Regions from separate parts of the Mus musculus genome. Here region 2 is linked to region 1. A link is a loop called in an ENCODE intact Hi-C map of the cell type or tissue named here. Cell type or tissue: left cerebral cortex. All regions are shown on one strand.

Region 1 (8,000 bases):
CTCTCTCTCTCTCTCACACACACACACACACACATATACACACACCACCACCACCACCACCACCACCACCACCACCACCACCACCACGCATGCATGGCCAAACATGCATGTACACACAGAGACACACACAGACACATGTACACACAGCCCCACACACCTCCTGGTCCAGGCTTTTCAGTGCTAGCCTTCAAACCAAGAAGAGTTTTCAACGAGAACACTGAGCCCCTTAGGTGGCATCTGCTGCCCACAGAATCACTGGCTACTGGTAGGTTCTGGGGCACCAGAGGCAGAGCTGGGACTGGAGTAATGCAAGCCAAGTGCTACAGCAGGGCATTTAAAGCACTGCTCGCTCTTGGGTTCCTGCAGGTACTGAGCCAGCACTTGCACAAACCAGTGAGTCAGTGTTCCCGTAGACAAGGCTTGTGCTCCCCTCACTGCAGTCTGAATGTGTGCAGGAAGTCCCTCTTTCTATTCTGCTTCCTTCCCTCTAGCATCACTCTTCACATGACCTCTAGTACTTTAGCTTGTCTCTTTCTTTTCTCCCAGAAGGCAATATTAGCTTTGAGTCTATTCCATTTTCCCAGGTGAAAGGCAGCTTCCTAGAGTAGTGGCTTTCACTGTGGTTCCTGGACTAGTAGCATTGGCCCATGAGGAACTTGTCAGACCCACTGGCACAGCCTGGTCTTTCCAGGTGGTTCTGATTCCTCCTCAGGTTCAGGACCTGCTATCCTAGGAGTGACAGCAGGCATCAGCCCTAGATTGCAAGCCTGGTGACAGGACCCTCTGGGCTTGTCTCACATCTCAACATAGTAAGGGGGTGCGGGGAAGAAGAGAAAGAGGAAGGGAGGAAGAGGAGGGGGAGAAAGAGGAGGAGGAAGAAGAGGTAGGAGATCTGTGCATAGTCTTTCAGCTCTGACTTCCAGGGCCCCTGTCCTCTGGGGATGCACTCAACAACTTCTCTTGACTTCAGCCCAAAGTGCCCCTGGCAAAGTGCTCTCTGGGAATCTCCTGGGCCAGGCTGCACACTGCAGCTTCCACTGTCTCCACGGACATCATTAGCTGGCCGCAAAGGTCTGACTTTTAGAAATGGAGTCTTAAACAAGCAGAGGGATTTTGAAGCCACAACCGTGGAAAGTGAAGGCCCTGTGAGCTCCAAATGTGATGAGCGTCATCGAGGCCTTGCTGTGGCCACTCAGGCGGGATCAACGCAATGGGAAGAGGTTTGGGAACATTTCTGTGGCTGGAGGTGGAGTCAGACACAGGCACACTAGATACACCAGACCCATCTCTTCACAAGTAAGTCCTGTGCCCCAGTGGTGAAACTCCAAGGGCCAAAGGCACTGGTACCTTCTTTAGTAAGCAGCCAATCTAAGTACTTCATAGGTAGAGTTATTTATCTCTCACGCTTCTGGAAGCTTGGGGGCCAAGAAAAAGATGGATTCCAAGATAGCATTTTCAATTCTGCATCCTTAGGACAGGATTAGTCCTGTGTCCTCATCAGGCAGGGGAGATCATGAGGAAGATGGTGGAGCCCAGCCATGTGTCCTAACTCCCTCCCATCAGGCCCCTCTTTCTAACACCGTGCTGTATTGAGGACTCCAATACATGGAGTCTATGTTATTCCACCCATGGATCCTCCCATGCATACTCATTTAATCCTCACTAGGCATTGCAACAATTCCAGTGCCACTACTAGTGCCATTTTAAGTCCCTTTCCATTCCAATCTTATGGGGAAAATGGAGGCACAAAGAGGCTAGGTAGTCTGAGCTCGCAGGGGCTGTGTTCCAAGTGGAACACAGGAGATCGGGCTCCTGATTTAGGCCCCGTTAGGCTCTGCTCCACCCTCCACAGGTGGTGCCCTGCTTGTGTAGATGTGTTAAATGCAGCAGGGTTAGTGTAAAGTCAGGAACCACTCCCCTCTTGGAGATGTGACAGGTCAGGTCCGTGTGTGTTTGTTTCTAGACATTACATTTTAATTTATTCACTTGTGGATGTGCCTGTGGGGTGTGTGTGTGTGTGTGTGTGTGAGTGTGTGAGTGTGTGTGTGTGTGTGTGTGTGTGTGTGTGAGAGAGAGAGAGAGAGAGAGAGAGAGAGAGATGATGATGATGAAGGGATGGTAGGAGGGAATTCAATTGGGGAGGAGCTGCCTAGACAGTGGGCAGGGCTTCCTTTACCTGGGTGCGACCCCTGGCTTGTCCCAGCTCATAGAACAGCAGCCACCACACCTCAGCCTGCCTAATCTCTGCCTTTGTACAGGCAGGAACATATGAGGTTCTGAGGCAGCAAACTCAAGCAGTCTAAGGAAATCCAGCAGATCAGAGGCAGCCAGAGCCAGTGGCAGCTTCTACCACTACAGTGTACAATATTTTAAATTTTCTTATAATAGGAGCATTATGAAACATGTGTAGAGCCTCCACTGAGGACCGGAACCCAACATCTGTGTCCAGTGTTCCACGTTAGTTCTTAGCTTCTGTGCCATAGTTTTGTTGGGTGAAGAGGAGTCTCACTAAGGCTGTAAAACCACTGAGATTCCCCTGCCCCCTGCCCTGTGGCCCCTGCAGATGGCGGTCCATGCAGTTGGCTTTGAGCCTAAGACATGGCCTCTGGAGTCTAGCCATCTTTCCACCTCATAGCCCTGCCCAGCCCTTCTGAATGGGCTCAGAGAACTCAGACTGGAGAGCATGGGTCTCAGTTCTGCTCATGGTGCATTTAGGTACAGTCAGCTTACAGACAATGCTATTGCCTAGTTTCTACTCTGCCAGTGGGGTAGGGGAGCCTAATGGTTTCTGGGGGAGCAATAGGAGCATTGACAAGGTAGTTAGGGTGTCTAGAATGAGCCCTTCCTTGTAAGTCATTCAAACCCTGGGCATGCCAGGTGCCCTGGATTAATCCCAGGCAAAGCCCAATAACATAGAGAACATGGAAGAGGGCCCAAGAGGATGTATTATAAAGGGAGGGTGAAGCTAGATAGACTCTGCACTGGGCAGTGTGTGTGTGTGTGTGTGTGTGTGTGTGTGTGTGTGTGTGAAGCTTTATCTTCCCTATAAACAAGAAAATTCAGTCTTAGGGATTTACCTAAGGCAACTGAAAACATGCGTGCACAGGAAGGATTTGAGACGTCTAGTGCAAAAGCGCTTTCCTTGTGATATTCTTAAACCAGAGACACCCCATATGTACACCAAGAGGACCAACTATGGCCCACAATGGATCACTGACTGGGTAAAACCAAGACTTAAACCATCACTATACACAACATCACGGGCAAGTCTTCAAAACAGAAGGCTGACCGAAGCATGCCATTCAAAATGAGACTCAGATTGTAGAATGTTCTAGCAGAGACAAAACCAAGATTGAAAAAATCAGAGCCATGTTCACTGGGGGCTGTGGGGGGGATCAGTTTGGACAGAGCACCAGGGAAAGTTCTGCTGTGGCTGCTCTCAGTCTTCATGGGAGGTTTCATCTACACAGGTGGGCGGCTTTACCCAAATCCTTGGACTAGCAGACATAAGACCTGTGCATTTACTTATATAAAAATGTACTTTAAAAAGATAAACACATATGGGACTCTGGGTAATGACCCACGTGTTGAAGTGTTTCTAGGTAAAGCATATTGCTGTCTTTGCCTTATGTGGAAACACACCCACCAGATCAGGTGGATGGACAGATGGCTGGATGGCTAAATGAGGACTAAAAATAGGCCAAATGTGAGTTGTCATGAGCCTGTGGGTGTTTACTTTGATTTTTTTCAATGTTCTTTTATGTTTGAAAATTTGTGTAGTAAAATGTTACAGTGTTATTGAGGAAATGACTGTGCTAATTGCTTTTGGTGCTGGACCCGGACTGACACAGTCTATGTGTTTTATACATAGATTTATTCAAAGACTCCTCCACTGATTGATGTTTGGGCTGACATCGCTCACTATCGATAACAAGGTTCCATCTTTGCTTGTGCTCTTTTGTGCTCACAAAAGAGTGCCTTTCTCAGACAAAGGTGTGGGAGTGGCTTAGTTGCTTTGTAAGGGACGGGAGGAACCGGACTCAGAGAGGGAGAGGGTTTACTTAGGGTCGCTTGCTCTTGGGCTTCAGCTACAAAACGTAGCCTTACGTAGCTTTCTTGGTCTCCAGTGGATGGCCAGAAACGGCAGAGACTGAGTTGTATCAGGGTGATTCGGTCCGCTACAGCGTGGAAAGGGCTGTGGTTACAGCACTGCCAACTTGACCATAGTGATGGTCTCTGTCCCCCATTCAGATCTCAGAGGTGCAGCAGAGAGATGGAAGGCAGGGGGAGCAGTGGTGTCTCTCATATAGCGCATGCCCAGATCCATCAGTGGGCACCGATGATAAGAGCAGGCTGGGCTAATTGAGATCATGTTGACCACCCTTCTAGAAGAGGACCTTCAACTTTGAGTTAGAGGAACCACCCACACACTTCTTGGGCTGCCTCAGGCCAGCAGGCACACAAAGGATCCAAGGAGGCTGACCTCCACTCTCCACTTATCAGTATGGCTGCAATTCTCCCAGTGGCAAGAAAGAGGAGAGAGGACTAGAGACAGACTCTGGGAATCGGTGAGGGGCAGGGAGGTCAGACTGGTAGGACTGAAGACAGGAAGGAGGCATACGATCTTGGTACTGGTTAGAGCTGAGAGGTGCATTCTGGTAGCACTGCTCAACGTTGAGCAACCGACGTGTGGGGTAGAGAGCAATGATGGACAGGTTCTCAAACAGAATGAGTGTTTCCTGATGGCTTGTTACATCTCAGTGGGTCAGGAACAGAGGCAGCTCAGGCTAAACCTGGAAGCCCCAACTCCATAGCCCCGTGTCCCAAGGTTCCTACAATCTTCCAAAACAGTGCCACCATCAGAGGACCAAATGCTCCAACAGGCGAGCCTATGGGGGACATTTCACATCCGAACCACAGCAAGCAACTTGAGCGCACAAGGTGGGAATGACACTGTGGTCATGAACTTGGGCTGGCTTGGGGGAGTTCTTGATGACTTGAAGGTACTATTTTTTTTAAAGATTTATTTATTTATTTTATTTATATGTGTACACTGCAGCTGTCTTCAGAGGCACCAGAAGAGGGCATCAGACCCCATTAGAGATGGTTGTGAGCTACCATGTAGTTGCTGCCAATTGAACTCAGTACCTCTGGGAGAGTAGTCAGTGTTCTTAACCACTGAGCCATCTCTTCAGCCCCCATAGGTGCTTATTTTTTGATGTAGAAAAAGAAGAACTAACAAAACTCCCTGTTTTCCTCCTAAGCCCTTAAGCTTAATTTCAAGTTTGAATACCCTAATTGCAAATCCAAACTCCCTTAAACAGTCTCATTACAACTCATTTTATTAAATTCCTTTAAGCAGTTTGAAGTGCATCAGCAAGTGGATGCTTCCTGTGTCTGCTTGGAGTACTTCCCGTGCCTGACCTAGCAAGCAAACCCCTTCCGAGCACTTAACTAACCCCGCAAATTTAATAACTCAGAGTCATGAATGCAGTGAATACCAGACTCTCGTAAACATTTCAATAAACTGTTTACAAAACTAATCAAATTATCTTACAACTTTTAATTTAAAATCACAAGTCTCAAATCAATTACCCAATTACACAATTACAATGTAATCCGAGATATGTCAAATCCTCCTTTATACTGCAAACCCAGTGAATACCAAATATCTGGTTTGTTTTTAAATTTATCACAAATGCATTAATACTCTGTGTTTAGTTGATTTTGTTATTTCTGGATTTAATTTGCACCTTCCAGAGATTTTAAGAGACTCTCCTCCCCTTTCATTGGATGCATTGCCTTTCTCACAGAAGAGCTGAAGTGTCACAGGCCAGCCCAAGTTCATGACCACCATGTCATTCCCACCTGTTGTGCTCCAGTTGCTTGCTGTGGTTCGGATGTGAAATGTCCCCCTAGGCTCGCCTGTTTGAGCATTTGCTCTTCAGATGGAGGCACTGTTTTGGAAAGTTGTAGAATACCTTTGGGCATGGGACTATGGGGGTAGGGCTTCCAGGTTTGGCTTTAGCTGCCTCTACTCCTTGATCCACTGAGACATAACAAGCTGTGTGGCAAGTTCCTGCTGCCTCAACAGATGCCCAGCTACTATGCTTTACCTGACCTAACTGACTGTATGCACTGAACCGTGAGCCCGAACACCCCCACTGCTAAGTGGTTACTGTCAGTCAGGCATTCCATCAGAGATGAGATAACCCCCAGGTACAGCTGGAGGCTCGAGCGGTCGTCATCCTAGTCGGTTCTTCTCCTGCATTTTTTTAAAATGTGATATTAATGGATTCCAAGCACACACTGTCTGATGCTGCTGGTCTCATAACCCAGGTCCCTTACATTCCAATGACAGCATTGCTGGACCGAGAAGCCTGCTTGGAGCCTCCAGTGCCCCCATCCCACTGAAACCAGGTAACGGTTTGTTTTATCTAACTAATCACTTGGTTCAATATCTCCTGGAATTCTCCCTTCTCTTCCAATTTCTCCTCTGTGGCAGGGCCAGCATTTGTAACAAGATCCAGTGATTGGATTCAGTCTGACTCACGCCTTTGCCTGACCAAGTCAATAAACTAAACGTAATGGCATTGTCTCAAAGGTGAGCCAAGCCAGTGGAGATATTGTGGTGGCCATGAAGGTCGTTTAAAAAGACTGTGGTAGGGAAGAATTGACTGGCAGTTAACTCCATGCTGGAACTTAGGTTCAGTCCTTGCTCCCAGTCAAAATCTATGGAGACACCGGAGCTGACCCCTTCCTGCCCGTCATGGAATTCCTCTAGGAGCCTTTGCTTGAAACTCTGCTGGGGCATGGTCGGGCTCCTCTCAGAACTGCCCTGGGTGTGACGCTCTTCCTTTCTGACCCTTCTGCCTTTTCTGCTCTGCTTCCACAGATGTCCACACTGAGGCCATGTTGGAAGGTTCTCCTGCTCTATTCCTCTCCTAGAGCCTCTTCTCATCTTCCCAGCAGTCTCTTCTAGTAGATCTCCAGTAGAGGGAAGAGGCAGCAGGATGGCGGGCTGGCTGGCTTTGCCAAGGACCTCCTGCTCCAAGCGAAACACAAAAGTCTTTGGCGCCTCTCAATTCTGCTCCTCTCAATTCCATGATGGGCAGGAAGGGGCCTTTCTCAAGTGGTGGCTTGGGAAAATGTCCCAGTGGATGATAGCACCTTTGATGGCACAAGGGGATGTGTGTTTGAAGGACAGCGAAAACAGTGCCAAGAAGGAAGATGAAGAAACTGGGCGGTTTTTAAGAAAGTGTGACATCCTGCAGAAGGATAATGAGAAACGAAGGGCAGTCGACCAACTGGAGCTAAGGGCGAGAACTGTGGCTGAATCTTTGTTTGTAAAAAAAAAAAATTCTCATCTTTGCAGTGAAAGGAGATCTGGGGCTTAGGAGTGCGGAGAGCCACAGTGAGGAAGCGCTCCACCAAGTAGATCTGTTGTGCTAAAGGCAGGTTCTGCTTAGGGAAACCTAGAACCCCAGGAATTTAGACTCGAGGCCCCCCAAACTACTGAAGTTTGTAGAAATGGTGCACCTCTTTAGTGGAGCTAGAACTTTGTATTGGAAGAAGATACTACCAAAACTTTGCATTTTCTACAAGAACACAAGATTCCTGTCTTTAGAACAGTTCCCTGAGTCCTCACCAGGCAGAGCAATCACAGGCTTAAATCCCAGTGCAACCTGGTTTGGACTGTGCTGATACTGGTTAAGGGAGGGAGGAGATGATGTCTCATCGAGGCGCAAGAGTTAGGGAGCCCATGCTGACAACAAGTGAACTGCCAAGGGAGAACCAGGATGTGAGCTCCATTTCAGTCCAACACTCTCCTTCCTTTTCCTCCCCTGATCCCTCTGAAGATGCTCAAAACCTCAGATCTGAAGTCTGACAAAGTGCAGCAATAGCTGCCCATTCTGGCTGCGTCACTGAATTAATCCACCCACCAACTACCTGGCGGGGAGGAGGAGAAAGGGAGTCAGCTGACATGAGGAACTGGCTCC
Region 2 (8,000 bases), 55 kb after region 1:
GCCACCCGCCAAGTTCTCTCCAGTCTCATTCTGTCTTCCCCACTGGTGTGTGTGTGTGTGCATGTGTGTGTGTGTGTGTGTGTGTGTGTGTGTGTGTGTGTGTGAAAGAGAGGGGGGTAATACTACTTTTTACTTATTTTGCGGCAGTGCTGGGATTGAATCTGAGACCTTTGCATGCTAAGCAAATGCTCTACCACTAAGCTAAACTCCCAGCCTGGCCTCCTTTCCCAGTCTTTGATGAATGGCAATTCTTACAAAGGTAGGCAGGTGTGTGATGAAAATGACTGTCCAGTAATGGGTTCCAGGAAGACCTGGTCTACTGACGCGCTCTCCTGGAACATGAATCTATGACCATGCGTCTAGGGGAATCTGCTGCTCTCTGTTCACAGGTCGTATAGCATCCTTACTGCTAGAGGCTCTAAAAAGGCTTTGTTAAACAAACCCTAGCTGGGGAGATGGCTCACTTAACATGCTTGCTATACAAGCATGAACACCCGAGTATGCAAGTTGAGACCCATGTCAATGTGGGGTGAACAAGGTAGCCCCTCTGTAATTCTAGCCTCGGGAGGCAGAGATGGGATCCAAGAGTGAGCTGGCTCATGAGACCATCGGTGTGTTCTGGCTTTGATTGAGAGAACTTGCCTCGATGAAACAAGTGATGAGGATGATTCTAGACATCAACCTCTGTCCTCCACATGTGTGTATATTTGTGTGCTCACATATACACACACATGTGCATACATACACACAGAGTGAAGAGATGGATTTCCCTCTATACATCTCTTCCCTCACAATTGTGAAACTGTCTTTCTCCATGTTTCACACCTATGCCTGTCTGCTATGATTTGAGTATGAAATGTCCCTCTCGGGGTCTTGTGGCATGTTTTTGGAGGCCGTGGGACCTTTATGCAGTGGGGAAACCTTTGAATGGGGAAAGAGGTAGTAAGAGCAGGCCTCTGAAGGTCACACCCCAAACCCCTGCTCTCTCACTTCCTGGAGCCTCACAATGTAGGCAACTGCTGTGTCATGCATGGCTGCCACAGGTGGCCATGATGCTGGACCCACATCCTTGTGAAACTGTGAGCCCAAATAAACCTGCCTCCTTGAATGGTCCCTGCCGGGTGTTGTGCCACAGTGACAGAAATGTGGCCAATTCCAGCATGACATCACCAGCAAAGTGGCACCAGTGGTCTAGAGGACACATGGAGCGGCAGTATTCTGGAGCATGGCTCCTCTTTGGAGGTCACCCACGGACCTTGAAGACCTGCTTTGTGTTGGTCATGCTTGGGTCAGTCCTGAAGTCCTAACTATGGTCAAGATGAGACCTCACTCACTCTAGATCCAATGCCCTGATGCCTGCAAAGCCCAAAGACAGTCTGTCGCCTTCACCTTTTGTATGGGAAAACTGGGGACAGCTCTGAGACTGGTTTTGATGGAACTGGGAACTGTTAGCCAGACGAAGAGAAGACGTTCTGCCGGTTGTCTGCAGATTTAAACCTGCCTGGAACACTCAGGCCATAGACAGTCTGAGCTGACATCCAGCCTCAGATCTAGCCAGAATGTTTCCTGTGTCTTGCTTGGATGGAGCCAGAGACTGTGGGTTACAACCTCCTCCACCAGCCTGATATACCAGAGGCTTGCCCTGGAACCAGACAGTCCAGCAGTCCACTGGAGAGTCCCCAGGGTCAGAGGAAGCCTGTAGCCTGCCCTACAGACAGTGGGGGAGGGAGTTCCCAGCCATTTTCTTCCTTATTTGGGAGTGCAATTCTGGACTGCTGGCTTGTGTGTCTCGAATACCCAGGGCTGCCAAAGAGAGAGTGAGGACAAAGTGGGAGAGAAATCCCCAAGGCTGGCTGTGGGGAAGCCCCCCTTCCCTTCTGTCGCCAAGATGGGCAGCAGCAAGCACCTTCTGCTCGTCCTTCAAATCAAACCTCTCCCTCCTGCCAACCCCCTCCTCCATCGAGAGCCCTCAGATCCATGTCAGAAGCAGTGTAGACAGAGCCTAAACCAACCACAGGCAGGCATGCACCATGCAGCCTCTGCAAAGCCCCCCATGACTTCCCAAGACCATGAAGGCTGGGCCCAATTAGCAGATAAAAATGGAAGCAGGGCAGATCAGAGCACAGACGGGGGTTTCCACAGATGGTCTGAAATGTCACCCTGTTCCACGCTTCCAGCCTTTTCCAATTCTCCCCAGGCAAACTTTCCCACCTCCCTGCCCAGGTCCTCACACGCAATCCCACCCCTCGAAGAAGTGGGGTTGCTCTCTTTGCATTGTGAGGAACAGGCTTCCATCAGAGTTGAGAGGCAGTTTTGAAACTGGTTATGGCTCGTCCCAGACGTTAGTTCTTGGAGAACTAGTTAGTTCTGTGAACGAGCAGGTAGCCAGACCTTGGCTTTGGTTTCCGTTTCTCCAGGAATGTTCTGTCCTGATTCTGTGTCAATGATGAGCCTCAACCCTGAGCCATCCACTCTCCTTTAGCTGGAGATTTCCAGAACAAAGAGCTATCGATTCCTAAACTGAGAGAGAGAGAGAGAGAGAGAGAGAGAGAGAGAGAGAGAGAGAGGAGTTGCAGACAATAAGTGGAGAGAGCTGGAAGAAGAGTGGGGGAGAGCAATTGGTTTTCAGATCTGTCCTGAACCTCTAAATTTTATTCATAGAAGTGGAGCTAGCCTTGGCTGTGAACGCAGCAGGCAGCGCCACTGCAGGCTTCTGTCTGAGACTCACAGCCATGGAGCGGGAGAGCAAGCCCTGCTTGCTGGAATTGATTTCTCTTCCTTTCTTGGCCACAGAACCATGAGGCAGACATGGGATGCTCTCCGGTCCTGTTGCTCCTCTACTGTGAACTCTGGGTGGGTTTCTCACATCAACACAGTGTTTCTCCCATGCAAATGTGTTCAGGGATTGAACCCCCAAGATCCCCCTCCCTGGGCAGACCATGAAGGGAGCAGCTGTCCCTTATGCAAAACCCACTGAGGAAATGCCTCGTGCTGAAACGTTCCTGGAGCCTGAATACAGCCAAACCCTTCACCTAGCCTCATTCTCCAAACAGGAGATTCTCCCTCATCAGACCTCACTACAGAACGGAACACTCAAAGCCGTTAGGGACCCAGACAGGCCCAGATACTTCGAAGTACCTTAACGTGTAATACATGTTAGCATGGTAAAGGCTCGGAGAAATTCAGAGTGGTGCAATACATTGAACTTTGTTTAATGAGGTATTTTCTAAGCTTAACTGACCCTGAGTCACTCATTACGTGGGATACGACATTCCACAGACCTGCCCACCAGGGGAACGGTGTGTTTTCTTCTCTTTCCACGCCTTGTCTCACCTGGAAGTCAGAGCATACTTGATTCAGTGAAAGTCACAGAATCTAATACAGCCCTGGGTGGGAGTTTTTGTGGAAGGAGCATGCCTATTAGTGCCACAAGCCATTTGTAGCCTAGGTTGAGCTTGGGAATGAGCGCCATATGCTAACCCTCTTTCCCAGGGCCTTTATGTCTGTGTCCAGTGTAGCCTTGTTAAAACCAGCCCTCTGTCCCCTCCCTTGCTTCCGTACCCGTTTTATACTGACAGACCTTGAGTCAGATCTGGGCAGCATATGTGTTTTGTTTGGCTGGCACGGGAGCTCATTGTTTCTTCCCATCTTGTACTGGAGCCGGAGCACTGCCATACAGCCAGCCTCTCCCCACAGCCCGCCCTCCCTCATCCCCACGTCACCCTCTTACCTCTCGCAGTGCCCCCACCCCCCGGGATTTAAATCCTCTCAGGAGGATGATTTTCTAATCTGACCATGAGCATTGGTCTGGAAATGGATTTGCTCAGACTGGAAGTCATGCCGGCCTGTAACCTGCAAGCCCAAGGCTCACTCTCTGAGCTTTGGTACTCGACAGTTTAGAGTCCCTTCCCTGCTATTGTCTTCTCGGACCTAAGTGTCCGACCTAGGAAATGAACAGGACCAGAACACTAGGGTAGGTCCCCACTTGAAGATGTTGGGGGGAGCCAGACAAGTTAACCTGGCACTAAGTGCCAAGTCAGGTTGCAGGGGAGATGCTGAGAGGCCTGCAGGTGCTCTCATTAGGACAAAGAGACTGGAACAGCAAACAACTGAACCCACCGGCCAGGAAGTTACCTCCATATGTTGGGGGTGGGGGTTGAGGGTGGCAAGAGCTCAGTCTCCTTGGGTCTTCCTCAGCTTGAAGACTCCACATTATGTCTCTGTGGAGACAAGAAGGAAGAGAGCCCAGGAAACCCAGCCACGCTGTGTTCTGCGCTCCCATAGTGGTCCTAAGAAGGGCAGGAGGGGTGCGGAGATGCCGCTTGCTGGGACAAGGCTTCTCTCCCTGGATTCTCGGTGTAGCCATCGCCTGCCTGCCGAGTGAGCTGGGACAGACTGCAGGTTGTGAGCAGGGAGGGCGGAGGGAGCCGGCCATATGGAGCCGGATGACAGAATTTGGCAGTGGAAGCGGCACAGATGGGTCTGCTTATGTCCAGACACAACCGGAGGCCAAGGCCTGAATCATCTCTCTAGCAATTTCTTGTTTCCAAACACGTCTTTTGAAGAATGTGGGGATGCTCCGAGCAGATATCAGAACCCCTGCCGGGCGTAGAGGGAGGGACAGCGGAAAATGGTGTTGTTTTTGTGCAGGAGTGATGGAGAGAGAAGGAACCAGGCTGCTCGCTGAAGTGAGGTGGGGTCACCCAGATGGTGAGAATGCCTGGTGGCTTGAGCACCATCGGGAGAGTCCAGGTCAAAGGCCTTACTGTGTCTTTTTTCAGGGATTCTCAAAGTCCTGTACAGGGTCAGAGCTGCCAGTCCACTGACCAGGATGCAAAACAGATATCCTGGAGCAGATGATCTCTCTCTTAGCGAGGGCTGAGTCCTGCATGAGGGAGAGCAATTGTGGTAGTCTCATGCCTCTGGTGACCCTCCCCACCAAGAGTTAAGATTCTAGAGGGTGCTGGCCCAGTTCCTTGGCAGGGCCTTCCCGGAGTTTACTTGGATCCTGATGAGGGTCACAGGACCCTTCTGTCTTCAGTATGAAGTCAAAGCTGTTCTGCCTGGCATTCAAGGCCCCACCAGGACCTTTTAATTTCTTGAAATAGGATTTCATGTATTCCAGGATGGGCTACATGGCCAAGAATGGTCTGAGCATCTGGTCTTCCCGTATCTACCTCCCTAGCGCTTGGATTACAAGTGCAACCTACCACGCCCACTGCTGTTGTGCTGAGGATTAGAAAAGAGTTTCACACAGGCTTGAGCAACAGAGCCACACACCCACCCTCCAGCCTGTCCAGTGCGGAACTCCCGGGTGACCCCTAGCCTCCACTCCACATGGCTCTCGAGTTCTGCTCTGCGCTGTCTTCCAGTGCCTCTGTCCGGTGGCCTCATCTGCATATCTGCTCCGTGAGGATGCACAGCCCTAGCCCGTGCCTCTTCTCAACACGGAAAAGAATGTCCTCCCTTGTGTGTTCTACCTGCAGGCTGGCAGGGAGCTCCCAGATAGCACGTGAGACAGTTTAGCTCATTATGAACTGAGGTTGCAGAAGAAGAGGAAGGAGATGGCCCCACCTTTTACATCTGGCTAATGTGGTAGAGACTGAGGCTAGGTACCTGGCTCCGGGCCCTGTGTTCTTTCCACCGTGCCCTGGCCTCCCCTAAACAGCCACTCTCTCCTTCTCCTCAGAAACATGCTGAGAAGTTCACTGAAGGTTCTTCTGCTCCTGTCAATGGCCCCATTTACAGATGAGGGACCTGAGGACAGACAGGTTCTTTGACTTCTCCAAGGCCATCCAAACCATGCTCTCCCCAGCCTGTCTCTGGAAGAATTGCAGCCACAAAACACACCCCATGTGCTTAGCATTTTACCTAGGATGCTGCTCTTTCCCTCTGCCTTTGTGTAGTCTCCTTTGCACAGTGCTTTGGGCTGAGTATAATCAGCCCATTTACTCAGAGGGCAACTCGGAGACTCCCGGCAAGCAGCTGACTGGCTCCGGTCAGCAGGTGTGTGAGTTAGTGATTACTGTATAACAGAGGACCCCCAAACCTGGTGGCTCATAATGGTTCCCATTTCTGTTCCAACGACTTGGTATAACTTAGCTGTGCCTCCTGCTACACCTCTTCAGTCCAGGTGCCTACCGGGGGCCTGTGGTCCCATCTGAAAGCTCAGGTGGTCAGCTCAAAGAATCTGTTGCCTGTCGTCCAGTCCTCTTGACCATAAGCAACACCCAAGTCCGTGGGCCTTAACTCTTCACTGACTGACCAGATGACCCTGATTTCCTTGCTGTGTGGGTGTCTCGTTTGGCAGCTTGCTACAGTGGTGTGTGAAGAGAGACCATGAGAGAGAGAGAGAGATAATGGAGAGAGAGAGATTGAACATTAGCAAGAAAGTCAGTCTTTGTAACCCTGGAAGTGGTACGGGTCTCATTTCCTGTGCAGTATTAATTAGTCACAAGCTCACTCACCTTTGGATACCTTCAGCCCAGGGGAGAGGCCCACCTACAGCTTGGCTCCCCGCAAGGAGACAATTGCCTGGGAGCTGGCCCAGCTGGTGTGTACAGTTCTGGCCTTTGCCTGCCAGTCTGAATGCTCCACGGGCCTCTGAGGCAGGAGACAATCAGCCCCTGCATCCTGTGTTCTAGAAAGGCTCTCAGGAAGAGAGATGGCCCTGTTTTAATTACAGTGCTGACCCCAGGGAGGACCCGGCTCGTCTTTGGATAGTCTTCCTTCACCCCGTTGCTGCCAGTCTTGACTTTAAATCAAACTGTTCTCTGTTCAAGGGCTCTGGGCCCCAGGCAGGAAGAGGATTTATGAGTGGGTGACGGAGAAATGTAATATCAGGGATCGGGACCCAGACGGCAGTGTGAGCTGGGAAGTCCTAGCAAGATGCTGGCTCCCCCACCTCAGCCCCGTGACCTCTCAGGCACAGCAGGCTTTACAGCCTCCATCTTTATGAGAATCTTCCATCATCGTCCTTTCTGCCCATTGCTTTGTCCCTCCTAGCTGTCTGCACTTCAGCCCCCACCCTCACAGAGTCCGAGTCCCAGCCACCTATACTTCCTAGATCTGTGTTCTCTATCCCTGTCCATGCTGTCCCTTCCCCTGTCCCCAGTCCTCGTGACCTCTACTCTTCATTGGCCAGACTCCTGTCTCCATGACTGCAATCTCATTTCCCTAGGTCTCTGTGGTCAAGCCACACCTGGGATCCCTTCCTTCACTTGCTGTTCTGTCCCCTGCCCAATACATGGAGCACTGTGGGCCTTCAGAGCAGAGCCATGGCTTGTGTGCCATTCTCTCCCAACTGGACAGAACCTCTTTAGGACAGGGCTGGGTTCTAGCACCACCTGCCATCCCAGTGACCATAGTCATCATCCTTACCAAGGGACTTGCCTGATTAAAGACTTTCAGTGGCTTACCATTGCCTGCGGAACCGAAGCCACTCCTCAGCCTTCCTCAGACTGGCAGTCAAACCTCCACCATCTGACTTGCAAGAGGCCACCCTGGCTTCATCTAGTCTTCCACTTCCCCTGCATCTCTGCTTCCACTCTTGAGAGCCACTCACACAAGACCACACCTACCTGCCATCCCAGGGAAACTTTGGCTCAAGAAACGGCCTCTGTTCCTTCCCACCCCTAGGCTTTAGGCAAACCAACTCATGATAGTCCAAAGAAACATCCTCCATGAAACGCTCTGACCACCATTCAGGAGGCAACTAACTCAGTCCTCAGCTGCCTGGTCCCAGGCTGGACTGATTCAGGTTTCCAAGGTGCAAGGGAATCTGTTCCAACCACCCCTCCTTCAGTTAGATCTCTCTGGTGCAGGGGTGCCACCTTCCAACCCACCCCTGCAGTTGCCTGCGGTTCTGGAGACAAAGACAAAGACATCCCGAGGGGGGAGGGGCGCTCAGGAAATCTCCAGGAGGCGCCTGACGGTCCTGCTCCCCCTACTCAAGAAAGCACCCAGAAGGCTGCACCCCCCAGGAGGGTTCTCACCAGAAG

Evidence for each region. A loop is a pair of places that touch in the nucleus more often than their neighbours do. Peaks named below come from ENCODE experiments on the same cell type or tissue, not always from the same donor. Only the 100,000 strongest peaks of a DNase experiment are listed, where the experiment ranks them.
Region 2: it touches region 1 in a loop (7-fold over the local background); 2 of 42 quality-filtered maps call a loop at or near these places.

What each region holds. Positions count from the first base shown.
Region 1 is chr4:45,696,148-45,704,147 of GRCm38, forward strand. The region is part of intron 1 of Gm829 (predicted gene 829); the gene reads left to right. Among named protein-coding and RNA genes, the nearest start is that of Gm829, 17 kb to the left of the region's middle. In left cerebral cortex, no CTCF peak of the experiment used is centred here; a DNase peak (open chromatin) is centred at 3,630.
Region 2 is chr4:45,751,620-45,759,619 of GRCm38, forward strand. No RefSeq gene overlaps it. Among named protein-coding and RNA genes, the nearest start is that of Gm12409, 8.6 kb to the right of the region's middle. In left cerebral cortex, a CTCF peak has its summit at 4,588; DNase peaks (open chromatin) are centred at 2,712, 3,594 and 4,450.